Linked DNA regions of Homo sapiens: regions 1, 2 and 3 are each linked to region 4. Evidence: chromatin contacts called from ENCODE Hi-C or POLR2A ChIA-PET data. All regions are on one chromosome and are shown on one strand. Each heading gives the region's core, a stretch centred on a gene start or an enhancer-like site at or near the end of the contact. The rest is flanking DNA. Distances are from core to core; before and after follow the strand shown.

Evidence for each region. Hi-C counts contacts between places; a loop is a spot of excess contacts on that map. ChIA-PET counts read pairs that join two places held with the same protein, here RNA polymerase II (POLR2A). Pooled maps may share reads with other maps.
Region 1: a loop to region 4 is called in a map with no recorded cell type, with 7 times the contacts of the local background. The contact joins two enhancer-like sites. A Hi-C loop is called at or near these places in 3 of 37 single-sample maps with no recorded cell type and 5 of 50 pooled maps.
Region 2: a loop to region 4 is called in a pooled map, with 7 times the contacts of the local background. The contact joins the promoter of SDHA here to the enhancer-like site in region 4. A Hi-C loop is called at or near these places in 1 of 37 single-sample maps with no recorded cell type and 3 of 50 pooled maps. POLR2A ChIA-PET finds 5 or more read pairs at or near these places in 1 of 52 experiments (activated CD8-positive, alpha-beta memory T cell).
Region 3: a pooled map shows a loop between it and region 4 (3-fold over the local background). The contact joins two enhancer-like sites. A Hi-C loop is called at or near these places in 3 of 37 single-sample maps with no recorded cell type and 3 of 50 pooled maps.

Annotation. Positions count from the first base shown.
Region 1 is chr5:367,755-370,934 of GRCh38, forward strand. All of the region lies in intron 3 of AHRR (aryl hydrocarbon receptor repressor), which reads left to right. All of the region lies in intron 5 of PDCD6-AHRR (PDCD6-AHRR readthrough (NMD candidate)), which reads left to right. Among named protein-coding and RNA genes, the nearest start is that of AHRR, 48 kb to the left of the region's middle. RefSeq lists enhancers at 774-883, 1,534-1,643, 3,090-3,180. Within about 2 kb of position 1,422, at least 3 of the 41 ENCODE cell types and tissues checked have a DNase peak (open chromatin) inside an H3K27ac peak, as active enhancers do.
Region 2 is chr5:216,728-220,235 of GRCh38, forward strand. It overlaps SDHA (succinate dehydrogenase complex flavoprotein subunit A), which reads left to right and starts at 1,593. Exons shown (of 15, transcript NM_004168.4): 1 at 1,593-1,691. The coding sequence starts at 1,629. CCDC127 (coiled-coil domain containing 127) reads right to left here and starts at 1,426. Exons shown (of 3, transcript NM_145265.3): 1 at 1,366-1,426; 2 at 2-132. The coding sequence starts at 122. RefSeq lists silencers at 1,404-1,733, 1,964-2,203 and an enhancer at 1,603-2,411.
Region 3 is chr5:397,886-401,366 of GRCh38, forward strand. All of the region lies in intron 4 of AHRR (aryl hydrocarbon receptor repressor), which reads left to right. The region is part of intron 6 of PDCD6-AHRR (PDCD6-AHRR readthrough (NMD candidate)); the gene reads left to right. Among named protein-coding and RNA genes, the nearest start is that of EXOC3-AS1, 44 kb to the right of the region's middle. RefSeq lists enhancers at 1,561-2,760, 1,813-2,342, 2,020-2,429. Within about 2 kb of position 2,131, at least 22 of the 41 ENCODE cell types and tissues checked have a DNase peak (open chromatin) inside an H3K27ac peak, as active enhancers do.
Region 4 is chr5:1,483,548-1,486,898 of GRCh38, forward strand. The region is part of intron 5 of LPCAT1 (lysophosphatidylcholine acyltransferase 1); the gene reads right to left. Among named protein-coding and RNA genes, the nearest start is that of MIR6075, 26 kb to the right of the region's middle. Within about 2 kb of position 1,609, at least 3 of the 41 ENCODE cell types and tissues checked have a DNase peak (open chromatin) inside an H3K27ac peak, as active enhancers do.

The sequences.
Region 1 (3,180 bases), core at 172-2,671, 1.1 Mb before region 4:
TTAACTCGTGTGTTGCTGGGTTCTGTCCCCCTCCTTCTCTGTTGTATGCCCAGGACAGGGGTTGGCAGTGGCAGATGCCGAAGATGTGGATGACCACACGGGCGAACGAAGGCCCATGTCGTTCAGGAGGCCCCGAGCATTGGACACCCAGGCCCTGAGACGTACTCAGTTCGGTCTGCATCTGTTGATGGTGAATATTGCAGGACTGATAGCCACTGACCGCCTGTAGTGATGTGTGAGGACAATGAAGGCAATGGTGATTCACAGGCAGGCCAGCCCCATATGGGTGTTAGTTGTAAATTCATGGTTACATAACATAATAAATTTACCTACGAATTCATTATTTATAAACAAATGGAGACTCTGACAGCTGAGCTGGCACTCCTCGTTGATGTGAAAGTTGACAAGCGAGGCAGCATCCATACCTGTGGGTAGAGGGCAGAGGACTCAGTGAGGGCTCGGTGCCCTCTTCCGCAGTAGGAGAGGCCAGTGGGGCTGCTCAGGAAGACTCCCTGGGCGTGCACCGCGCACTGTATCCTGCCTGAGGGTGTGGGCCAGGGCGCTCCCTGGCTGTGGCCGCGTGGGGTTAGTGGCCTGCAGTGTTGACCGCTCACTCATCTGTACACCTGTGCACCGCACGCTGATTCACTGAATATTTGGTTGTTAAACAGCACCAGCACAGTGTTTTGGGTTTTGTTTTACAAAATGTTTCTTGAACCCTTGGCTTGTCCCTGCTGTGCTTTTCTTTGATACGTTGAAATGTAACAAGAATGCCCAAATAGTTTGCTTATACCAGATGTTTCACATCATGAAGAGAATATGGATTTGCAATGTGTGCAAGTATTCTTTTTTTCCCCAAAGAGCTATTTTTGGTTGCATCTTCCACGATAACGTGGGGTTCCAAGGCCAGGGTGTGTTTCCTCTGCAGGACGAGCGTGTGACTCTGGTGACCGCAGAGCCCCCCTGAGGCCCCCGGGTTCTGTGATCTCAGAAAGTGGTTAGAGGCGCATTCTCTTGACCAGAGAAACGCGTGGGCACTGCCAGCTGCAGCCACCCCAGTCTTCGCTGGCTCAGAGGAAGTGCATTTCTTTGCGGTTCATTTTGCACTGTGAGGAAGTGTGAAATCTCTGAAGCTCTCTGGTGCTTTTTGAAAAATCGGGAAATTCTTGCCATAGGAAATTCAGCAACTTGATGCAGTATGTGTCTTGGGGTGCCCCCCGTTTTGTAAATATCGTGTCTGTGAAATGAGTGTGTTTATTTATACTCCTGATGCTTTTTCTAGCTTAGGGGAATTTGGGACTTTGAAGGACATTTTTAAACCCCTCTGCCCCACAAGCTGTAACTAAGGGTTTTGGAAGCACACTCGCCCATCCAGCACCCACTTGCTGGGACCCCCTTCTGACTTGCTGCTTCTCTTTGCCCTCAGTGAGCACCTCGAATGCATTCCCTCACACTCTGTTAATACACCCGCCCATGTGTCAAGAGCAGCACGGCACAGTCATCCGCTTCTCACACTTCCTCACACCCTCCCTCTTCCTGGGCATTCTGTCTTAACCCCCTAACCTGGTACCAGCTGTTTTCTGGGACACCTGAGGGCTCTCCGGGCACAGTCCTGGTCCCCTCCTGCCCACAGCCTGAAGGGGCAGCTTTGTCCCACAGGGTGGACTTGCCTGCTTTGCAAGGCTGAGGCACATGCTCCTTGCAGATGAACAGACCTACAGCTAGGCGAGCATGCAGCACAGCCCGACTCAGGAGCTGAGGCCTCCCGCTGCACGAGCCCGGGCTCCCTCTGTGTCACTTGCTTCGCTCTGAGTCTTTGTCACCTGCCTGAATGCTCCTGATGCCTCCTAGGCCACTGGGGAGAGCTGTGCTTGTCCCACGCTCTGGCACAGAGTGTCTGTCCCGAGTGCTTCCTCTAAACCTTTCCTGTGCAGAAGCTGGGACAAATTCTGTGCATCCTGGTGCAGAACACACCTGTTCAGAAAGTAACTGGGTGGTGAGAAGTTTCCTTTGCAAATACCATTTGTGGCCATCAAGAATCACTAAATGACATTTTCTTCCGGAATGTACATATTACAATTCATCTTCAAAAGGCAAAACGGTTTCTCATCCAGTTCTTGAGAAGGGAAGGAAGGGAGAGTTTGAATGTTCGAAAGCCTTGAGGCTCTGGTCCCCTCATTTGACGTAAAACTTGCAAAGGCATTTGTAGGAATGGTTGGGGTGTGAGAGCAGGGGTCAGAGGTGCCCTCCTGGGAATGTCTTGGCTCTGAGAGCACTGCCCTGCCCTCCCGGGCTCTTGCTGGTGCCCCATCCTCCCGGGCCCTCGCTGGAAGCCCCGTCCTCCCGGGCCCTCGCTGGAAGCCCCGTCCTCCCGGGCCCTCGCTGGTGCCCCGTCCTCCCGGGCCCTCGCTGGAAGCCCCGTCCTCCCGGGCCCTCGCTGGTGCCCCGTCCTCCCGGGCCCTCGCTGGAAGCCCCGTCCTCCCGGGCCCTCGCTGGTGCCCCGACCTCCTGGGCCCTCGCTGGAAGCTCTGCTCATTTACTCCCCGTGTTACGGTTGTGCAGCATTTCCTGGATCCACAGTCAGGTCAGGCAATTCTGGGGCGAGCAGGCGTCGGGGAAGGGTTGGATGGGCGTCCCAGGCTTCTCAGAGCATCCCATCCAACTCCTGGACGGGAGAGGTGTCGTAAGGGTCCCTCAGGAGGGAGCTTGAGCTGGAAGCAGGGGTGAGTGAAATCAGGTTCAAGGGAAATTTTCACCAAGGTCATCCGCCACCCCCAGGACCCTGAGAGTCTCACAGTGGGTGCAGCCCCAGGCAGGTGGTGGTCCATAGGGGACAGCCCCCAGGAAGATGCAGGTGACAGGGGTGGGGTGGACAGCCCATGGGAAGGTGTGGGTGATGGGGGGACAGTCCATGGGAAGGCACAGGTGATGGGGTTGGGGACAGGTCTCGGGAAGGCACAGGTGACAGTGTGGGGTGGAGGGGGGCAGCCCATGGGAAGGTGCAGGTGTTGGTGGGGGGAGGGGGGCACGTTCCCATCATGCTTGTCCGACCTCCCTGGGTGGCTGGAGGAGGAAGTGATCCAGAGGAGGCCTGCCTTGGAGGCACCCAGAGCACAGAGGCTGGGCCTGGTGTGGAGCTCTCGGCCGACCTCGGGCCGGGCTTTACAGGGCATGTCAGTT
Region 2 (3,508 bases), core at 343-2,842, 1.3 Mb before region 4:
CGAAAAGCAGCCAATCCCAGCATTGGAACCAACAGGGCATAATTCCACCTGCTTCCATCACCACCATCCGCCCTGGAATTAGGCCGGATATTCCAATTTGGGGGATCATTTAGGTTATTCATGGAGATATACCTTGAAGTAAAGAATAAAAACGTTAACTACTTTTATTCAAGAAATTTTTCTTCAGTTTTAACTATGTGCTTGCTGCACAGCACTGAGGCCCTACGGGATTCAAAGAAGAAAAAAACTAGACCAGAGCCGGGCATGGTGGCGGGCACCTGTAGTCCCAGCTACTCGGGAGGCTGAGGCAGGAGAATCGCTTGAACCTGGGAGGTGGAGGTTGCAGTGAGTCGAGGTCGCGCCACTGCACTCCAGCCTGGTGACAGAACGAGACTCCGTCCCCCCCAAAAAAAAAGAAAAAGAAAAAGGAAAAAAAAAACAAGAACTTAAGATGAAAGCGACTCACAATCTGGTTGGGGAAAGTGGAGAAAACAGACATGTCTTAAGCATCTGAAGTGCAGGTAGAATCAGGTAAGTTCTCTGGTACAAATATGTTTAAATGTATGGCTGCTGCGATGGTTAATTTTGTTTGTCAACTTGACGGCATCATGAGGTGCTCAGATACATGGTTAAGCATTATTTCTGGGCGTGTCTGTAAGGGTGTTTTTGGATGAGATTAGCAATTGAACCTTTAAACCAATTCCTCACGTCTCCCTTCTATTTGTTGTGTCTCTGGAGAACCCTCATACAGTTGTATCAAAGATACAGAATCAACTCGATAAAAGTGGGCTCACACCGGACACTTTCATATGAGCTAGGGTTTGAAGAGTGAGCAGCATTTTGACAGGCAGAGAAAGAAGGAAAGGGTCTTCTGATCAGAAGGAAGACTGTGAGGAAGGCAGGGAGGGGTGATGTGGGGAAGGTGCAAACAGTGCTAGAAGCTTCTGAGGCCTCCTCGTGGTGGTGATGAATGCAGAGATTACAGAGTTCTCTGCTTCGGGCTCAGCATGCACCCTCCATAGCTAGGCTGGGGGCTAACGTTAGTAAGAATTTACTGATTTACTGAGTACCTACACGAAGTTTCACATTTTCACAAAGTAGAGTCACTTTAAGTTTGTTTACATGTGACCTCCACAAACACACACAATTACAAAATAGTTTAGTTAATCAAGGGATGTATAATAAACAAGAGGTCGGAGGCCCCGGGCCGCTCCCGCCCACCTCCGCGGACGAGCGCCCCCCTCCGACCCCATTCCCTGCGGTCTGGGCGTTCAGGCCCTTCGGTCTGGGCGATCCCGGAGAACCACCCACGGGGCTTTAAAAATGTTGGTGCCCACCACCTCCCCGGAACAGGGCCCGCTCTACCTCGGTCGGGGAGCGCGGGACCTCAGCGTTCCCTTAACGCCACCGTCCGCGGGTCCGCTTTGCGCAGGCGCGGCGCCCCCACTCAGTACCCGCTCCGGGCGTGGCATGGTGCGCAGGCGCGATGTCCCCCACTGCAGCCCCGCTCGACTCCGGCGTGGTGCGCAGGCGCGGTATCCCCCCTCCCCCGCCAGCTCGACCCCGGTGTGGTGCGCAGGCGCAGTCTGCGCAGGGACTGGCGGGACTGCGCGGCGGCAACAGCAGACATGTCGGGGGTCCGGGGCCTGTCGCGGCTGCTGAGCGCTCGGCGCCTGGCGCTGGCCAAGGCGGTGAGTCCGTGCCGCGGACCGGGGCGGGGCAGGCGGGGGCCGAGGCGGCGGTAGGAGCGGGACGGTCCCCAGCGGGTCCGAGCGGAGCGGGCGCCGGGTCCCTGCGCCCTCTGTCCCGGGATCGGGAAGGGGCTGAGAGAGCCCTGGGCCGGTGCGAGGGGAAGCCGCGGGGCGGACTCGGGGACCCGGGGAGCTCGGTCCTTAGTAGATAGTCCGCGTCCGGGTGAAGGTCACAACCCCGCGGGCTTGCTGGGCGTCCCCTCCGCCGCCTTGGTCCGGGCCTGGGGTCCTGGGACCCCGCGGGCTGAGGTAGCCCCTCGCCTCAGTGCCTGGCAGGTGGACTCGGGGAGGAGTCGTGTCTGCCCAAGGTCACCCGGGCGGATAGCGGCCGGTGGCCGCCCTGGCTGGGCTGGGCCTCTGCCGCCCTCTGTGCGGGTTGTCCTGAGGAGCAGCCCGCAGCCCGTGGGTGGGGCCGGCGGGGCGGGTGAGACCGCCCGGGTGGGTGCGAGGAGTGGCCGGGCTCGGCCCGGTGGGCGTCCGGTGGGAAGCGTGGCGCGCCCGAGCTTAGGCTTGCAGTTCGCCTTTCCAGAAAGCGCAAATCTGTCCATGTCCACTTCGAGACCTTGTAAGTTAAGGGCTTCTACTTTGGGTCGTGTTTGGTGGTCCTTATGCCACCAAAAATGTGCCAGTGTTTAAAAGCAGCTGTGCCAGTTTTTAAAACTCAGGCGGAGAGCTCAGCGCACTGACCGGGCGAGGACGCCGGGACCTGTGCTTGCCTGTGCGCTGAGTGCCTCTAGGGCCGGGCTCGGCTTAGTCCAGGATGGTGGTCAGGGTTATACTTCCCTGAGCCCTTGCTCTCTGAGTGTCTGAATGTGCCCTCTACGATTGCATCTTAAGAATCGGCCTTCTAGGGTTTTATTTAATCAAGCTAAATTGGATAGGTTTAGTTGTTTGGTTCTTTTAAATGAACTTACCCACCCACCTCCTTAATTACAAAGTAATTTTAAATTGCAGAATAAAAATCTCAATAGGAACCAAGGCATTCAGCAATATTGATTTGAATTATGCCTGTAATTGTGCAATTTTCTCCTTTTTGAAATACTTATTAAAAATCTCGTTGAGTTAAATGTGAGGATTAGTCATACAGCCATCCTGCCAACATCAGAAAGCGTGTAAACCGTTCTAGTGTGTTGCTGTGGTTGGTACTGACTGAGCAGAGACCCCTGCCGCATCTTGGGCTTTTAAGAGCTGCTAGGAGGGCGTCCACAAGCAGGAAGGAAAGCCCATGGTCAGTGGGGCTTTTTAGGGGAAATGGTAGCTTGTGATTGGAGAAAAGCTAGAGCTAGTGCCTTTGTCCTCAACCCAGATGGTGCCCGGTGTTCCTTCTGCAGACTAAGACCCTGCCAGCGGCGGAGGCACCTCAGACGGGATGGCAAGATAGCAAAATTGAACCAAAATTTAGTCTTGGGTTTTGTAAAAGTCTTTTTATCTTGATGAAGTTAGCTTTTCCTACAGAAATTCTGCCTGCAAGCAGCATATTTATCGGCATTTCAGATAGGCTTTTTTTCCTGAAGAATTGGAGTTTACGAAGGAACAGCATAATCAAAAAATTAGCAGAAAAAAGAAAGAAATTCGTGATAGCCAACTGAGAAATGTGTTTGGAAAATAGATGCTGAGGATAATTTCAGTAAAGTCCAGAGAGAATTTTTTAACCTCATTTTGGCCAGTTCTGTGGTGTTTTGATCATTCTGTATTTACAACTGCTTTCAAGTGACGAACTTATCAGACTTATTTTGCTTTTGGTTTCTTTTTATGGC
Region 3 (3,481 bases), core at 881-3,380, 1.1 Mb before region 4:
CCACGTAGCTCCTGACCATCCATGTTAGCCCCTGACCATCCACGTAGCCCCTGACCATCCACGTAGCCCCTGACCATCCACATAGCTCCTGACCATCCACGTAGCCCCTGACCATCCACGTAGCCCCTGACCATCCACGTAGCTCCTGACCATCCATGTTAGCCCCTGACCATCCACGTAGCTCCTGACCATCCACGTAGCCCCTGACCATCCACGTAGCTCCTGACCATCCACGTAGCTCCTGACCGTCCATGTTAGCCCCTGACCATCCACGTAGCCCCTGACCATCCACGTAGCTCCTGACCATCCACGTAGCTCCTGACCATCCACGTAGCTCCTGACCATCCATGTTAGCCCCTGACCATCCACGTAGCTCCTGACCATCCACGTAGCCCCTGACCATCCGTGTTAGCCCCTGACCTTCCGCGTTAGCCCCGACATTCCGCGTTAGCCCCAACCGTACACCTTAGCCCCTGATTGTCCGCATTAGCCCCGACTGTCTGGTTAGCCCCTGACTGTCCACCTTAGCCCCTGACCATCCACATAAGCCCCTGACTGTCCAGTTAGCCTCTGACCATCTGTGGTCACTGAGCCGGGTGCACAGAGTTCTATTCAGTGGTGTTCACTCGGCCCCTGCTCTGCCCTCGGCTCAGCTGGGCTTGGACCCTTGCATCCCAGGCTCTCCCCAGCAGGCAGTGTCAGCACAGGTGAGGGTCCTGGGCCTGCCCCTGGTGGAAGGAGTGTGTTTGTGCCAAACCGGGTTTCAGGCGCCGTGCGTGCCCCACCCCCCTTGGCTGTTACTCCGTTTTAAGCTGCCGACACTGGGAGGAGGCATTGCCGTTGTCACCGATGGGCTTCTGTGAGAAGGGCTGGGCTGGCAGGGCCTTCTGCCGCCAGGCCTGGGTCCTGCGGGCTCCGGAGGCCGTGAGTGGCCCTCAGCAAACTGTGGGTCTGTGTGTGGCCCTGGCTCCAGCAGCCGCCCCCGTCTGTTCTGGGTGGATTTTCCCCACCCGAGGTCACTGGTGCACCTGGGACCCCCCTGCCAACATGCCCAGCACCACCGTGGCGCACCTCATTCCTCTCGAGGACCAAGCAGCCGCAGCTCCCGCTCAATGCCCACCTCTCGGCCTCATGGCTGCTTCCCTGCCATTGGTTTCCTACCGGGTGGTTCTTATCCCCATGCCACCTTCCTTGTCTGCTCTGAAGCAGCTGGGTCAGCGCGGAGCTCCCTCGGGCTCTCCTGGGTGTGGAGCCGCAGGTGCAGAGGGACGGCCCAGGCCAACTCTAGCCCCAGGGTCTCTGAGGCCGGGGCTGGTGGTGCAGGACACACCCAGGGCGTGGGGTCCCAGGCTTAGGGATCGGCAGGGGTGGCTCCCCAACCACCAGGACCCCGGCAGGATGGGCCTGGCGCTTCTGGAGGGAGATTCACTGTGGTAACCGTCAGCTGCCTTTGTTTATGAGTTGTAAGTCTGCTTCTTGTGAAGTGCGTTTCACACTCAGGGTGTTTGCACTCAGAAAGCGGGTCCTGGTTTTAAAAGCATAAGTTTTGTTCTCTAGAAAATGACATCAACTTTAGACGTCAGATTGCCTGTCCAGCACAGCCATTTGCCCTCCAGTCACAGAGACAGCGGGTGCTGCCCTGATCACTGGAGGGTGCCTGGTGCTGCTGCTCACCGCCGCCCTCACAGACGCTCACTGTTGCCGTCCCATCTTTCGCAGGAGGAAACCAAGGCCCAGAGAGGTGAATTAACTCGCCAAGGGTTCGCAGCAAAGGTGAGGGCGGAGGCGGCGTCAGCACTGGCTGGTCTCTCAGCCAGAAGGGGGCCCAGGACACCGGGTTAACCGAGCGGGGCTGCAGTGGGCGTCAGGAGGGACTGCCTGGGGGCCGCCATCTGCCTGCTCTTCTAGGGCCCCGGGGCTTCAGTCAGCCTCCCACTCTGTGGCCATCCGGCCAGCTGCATTCTCAAGAACTGTTTTCAAATGTCGGAGCTGCTCCGTGGAAGAGAGTCAAGCCTGCGTTTACTGTTTGTGGGATCTATAAACAGCCAGTTATTCAGCTCCCCAAGCAAGAGCGCTGCCTCGCACGCACGCAAGCCCCATGGAGCGGCCCCTGTGAGTGATCTGCCTCCAGGAGGCCGGGCCAGCTGCCCCGACGCCCGCCCGGTGCCCGCTCGCGTGACTAGCCGCCGTGTTGTGGCTCCGTAACCGTGGCAACGGCTCTCAGGGGAGCACAATACTCCCAACTTCCCTTTACTCCGAGGAGGGGCAGCCAGGGGGATGTGGAGGGTTGTTCCTTTTTCCCTCATTTTCCCTCTGCCATGACCTTGACAAAAATAATCTTTGAAGTACTTGCCGGCTATTTTTTCTGCCCTGGAACTGGAAGAGATCAGGATATTTAAAGGGTTTGACAGAGGAAGTTCCGGCTTTCTCAGAACGTTTGCCCCATTCCCTGCGGTCCCTGGGGGAGAGCGTGGCTCCAGCCCTCACCTGCCTCGGCCCTCACCTGCCCCGACCTCCGTTGTCCTTGCGAAGTGGCAGGTGCGCCGTTTCCTGACGTTCAGTAACAGCACATGGATGTGATCTTTTTCCCCTTAAAAAAAGTAGAGCCTTAACCTTAGAGCCAAATCCTTTTTCCGTTTGGAAAAGTGATCTCATTTTCCATGGACCACGTTTAAAAAAAAAACAAAACTTTTGTAGGATTAGAAAGGCAGAGGGAGAGAAAACAAACAGACGTTCGAGATGCATATTTGAAAGATGGGCCCACATGTGTAAAAGTATTTGGCATGACAATGCTGGACCAGAAGTCAATCTGATATTGAATCCATATGACACGGCAAACAGCATTTTATGGTCTTTAAAAAAAAATTCTGCCTTGTGAGTTAAAATTAAGGTTGCTTTTGGTTGTGACTAATCTCATAAAATCTTTTTTAAGAAGACATTTTATATACTCAAGCCTTGAAAATTTCTTTGGTCTTTGAACTATTATTAGTAGGACATCATCAGTATGTGGCAACCGCTGAATTGGGAAAAGCTGTGGCAGGAGCCGGCGGGCACAGACCTCTCCCAGCAGTGCCAGGAAGGGCTGGGGGCTGAGGACCCGAGGCCCTGGTGCACACCCCTCCAGCCCGTGTGGGGCGGGAGTGAGGCCCCTCAGTGTCACCACTGCCCGGCTCAGAGCGGGCAGTTGGATGGCAACTCTGTTCCCTTTCAGCAGATGCCCCCCAGGCCACATGGCCCCCGGCTGCTTCACGTTCTCACCTGTTTTCTAACAACCCCTTGGGGTGCACCCCACGTCATCTCACCCTGTCTCTGCCTAAATCCAAGGGGAGGGAGGGGCTGCAGGAGTCTGAGGGGTGGATGCCAGCCTGAGGGGCCAGCCTGAGGCACAGTGGTAGTTTGGGTCCCCTAGTTCCAGACACAGCTGCTGGCCCCTAAGATGGGAGCCGCTGTAGAGAAAGGGCCTCGATGCCACAGGTGCCGG
Region 4 (3,351 bases), core at 359-2,858:
TTTCTCATGCTGCCCTTGGGATAAAAGTGAGCTTTTCTGTCTAGGCCTTCCTGGTCAGCAAGGGCACTCCATGCCTGGACTATCTCAACATCTGTCCTGACCGTAAACACCCAGCGCCACAGCACGGATGGGCAGGAACATCGGCCAGGGGCGCTCCCCGGCCAAGGAACACTTTCTGTTTTAACATCGCGCACGAGCTGGAAGGCGTCTGTGGAGGGACACTTGCTATTATAACATTGCGCACGAGCTGGAAGACATCCGTGGAGGGACACTTTCTGCTGTAACATCGCGCACCAGCTGGAAGGCGTCTGTGGAGGGACACTTGCTATTATAACATTGCGCACGAGCTGGAAGACATCCGTGGAGGGACACTTTCTGCTGTAACATCGCGCACCAGCTGGAAGGCGTTGGTGGGAAGTGGGGGTCCTCATCACCGGCCAATGCTCACCCACCTGACGGGGTTAGGGTCTGCCCTCACCAAGCACATACACCTGCCTCGGGGCCCCACCCGCCGCCCTCACCTGCCCCTGGGGCTCAGCTCCAAGGACGGGCGGATTTGGTCACAGCTGCAGCAGGACTTGCCCGGGATCTGCCTCTCTCTCTGAGTGGCTGCCACCTGATGGGCTCCCAAGGAATCAGGAGGAGCCCCAGCGAGGCCCAGCTAGAGCCACAGGCCGCAGAGGCTCAGGAACTTCCCCGTTCCCACTGGAATTGTGGCTGTACCCAGCAGCCGCTCCGCCTTCTCACTGGCCGGAGTTGTGCCCTTGCGGGCTGGAGCAAGGCACCATGGACTCTGTGGATGATTGTTTCTATTTTAAATTCTATTTAAATCTCTATTGAAAGAGTTTTTTTTTAACTGGAAAACTCAGGCATCAGAAGTACTCAAGTTTTAGAACAGGACAGGCGGTCTGAGAAGGGCTCCCCTGCCTGGCGACCTGAGGCCAGGCGAGTGAATCCCCAGGCAGCGCGTTCCTCCCAGGCTGCCAGCGAGTGCCACTATGTGGTCAGGAATTTGCGGTTGGTCCTGGCTGCGGGATTCTGCACAATTCTGGGAGAATGGAGCCCATGCTTGCCCCTAGGGCTGCCAGGAGCATCTGTCCCTAGGGCCAATTCTCCCTTCACGGTGGCCTGAGGCCAGAGGCCCGTGTCAGGGCTGAAACCTCGAGCTGACCGCCCAACCCACTCAGCTTTCGTCTCATGCAGGACATCCACCTGCAGCCTTGGTGTCCAGCTGGCACCCCAAGTCCCTGGGCCCGTGTGCCGCAGCTTCCCCTGTGTCCAGGGCTGGGTTGCCCCCTTCCTGCTGTGGGCTCAGCAGCACCTGGGAGCAAGCTCATGCAGTTCACCCAGCACTTCTGTGTGCCCAGGTGGACGGGTGGCTGTGTCAGGGGAGGCGGAGGACGGCAGGGCTGGCACAGACCCAGGCTCAAGCCCCAGCTCCAACGCCCGGCAGCCGAGTCCCAGCCCCTGAGACACGCAGTGTGGAGGAAATAGTCCTCATTGCCTGGGACCGAGCCCAGGAGCTCGCGTGGAGTGCCGAGACCTGCTGTGGGTGATAATGGCTCTGCTGCTACAGCTCAGCCGACCATCCCGACCATGTGTCAAGGGGACATCACTGAAACTCAGTAAGAATCAAAGGAAACCTCAACACCCTGGGGACCTCTCAGGAAAGTCCCCAAGAGCACAGAAACCCCCCATGAGCCTGAAAGGTCAGTGACTTCATGGAAACCCCGGTGGGAAAGTCTGCAGGGGTCTCTGGCCTCCCTAGTCTCCCAGGGGCCCCTGAGGGTCAGCAGCACCCAGACCCCGCCAGCACTGTGCACCCAAGGCAGGCTGCACAAGGGCCAGGCTGGGAGAAACCAAGATGAGGCAGTCAGAGCCCAGGGCTTCTGAATGCAGGAACAAGGCAGAGGGGAGGAGGTACGGGCTTCTAAACTGCACAGAAACCTCCATATTCACACATAGCTTGTGCTGGGCATGGGTCTAACGTCACTAGTTGCAACAATGAGGCTGGAAGATGGCTCAACAGGGACCCCTGAGGCCCCCAGAAGGCCATCACCCCTTATTCACCCTGACCATCCCCCACAGCCCACCCCACAGGAAGAAACAGTCCACCATGGCCCAGGGAGAGCCGTGTCCACATCTGCTCACAGCCTGTGCAGGGAGGCCGCTGCGGCCCAGGGACAGCCACATCCATGTTTGCTCACAGCCCGTGCAGGGAGGCCGGGGAGAGCCACATCCATGTCTGCTCACAGCCCGTGCAGGGAGGCCAGGGACAGCCACATCCATGTCTGTTCACAGCCCGTGCAGGGAGGCCACTGTGGCCCAGTGAGAGCTGCGTCCACTTCCAACAGCCACATTTGGTAGGCCCGCCTCTGCATCCTCGGGCTGTCAGTGCCATCGCTGGGCCCACGCAGCATCCTAGGGCCTTCTCACTGTCTTCGTTCTGCTCTGAGAGCTTGGAGCTGGCAGGCAGGTGGGGTGTGGGCATGTGGAGGGCGTGGGCCCAGGACCTTCCAGGAGGGGTCTCCAGGTACCCAGTCAGCCGATCCTGCTCTAGTGCCCTCTGACAAGGAGGGTGAGTGTGGGCACTGGAGAGGAAGGCCCCACATGGGCCTGTTTCAGGAGCAACTCAATCCCTGCAGAGCCCTGAGGGTCCCAGCCCTGCTGGAACCCACCACATCCAGCAGACCCCACAGGGCTCTGCTGAGCTCTATCACCCCCACCTCAGAGGCGGCACCCCTGGCCTGGGTCAGAACAGGGGGACTCAGGTGGACAGTGCAGCACAGACAAGAGACACTCAGGAGAAAGAAGGCACCTGGGCCCAGGAGGACCCTGCTGGAGGCTCCAGGAGCCTGAGGCTGGAGGCTGGGCCCAATGCGGGAAGGTCTCCGGGGATGAAGGCGGGGAGTCAGCAGTGGTGCCCAAACGGGTGACCCCAGCAACGTGACCCCAACATCAGGCGATGTGATGAAAGGTGGAGGGAGGGTCTGAGTGGGTGGGCCGCCATGGAGCTGGGGCAGCTGGAGCCCAAGGCAGCAGGCAGGTTGTGGGTGCCTCTGTTGTCAGGCTCAAGGCGGGAGACGCTCACGGCTCTGGAGGGCTCCACCACGAGGCGTCAGGATCACGCACCACACACCAATTTCACCTCCAAACAGGAGGCTCCAAACCTCACTAAGAAGTACCCAGCTAAGACGCATGAGGGCCTGAGAGATTCCGAACACGTGACTCGAGGCAGCCGGAAACCCGGGCCTGCAGGTGACACGCAGAACTCATGGCTGGACCCACTGGAAATGGAGACGGGGAAAGGATCAAGCCACCGTGTCATCTCCCCAGACCCCGTGGAACCCA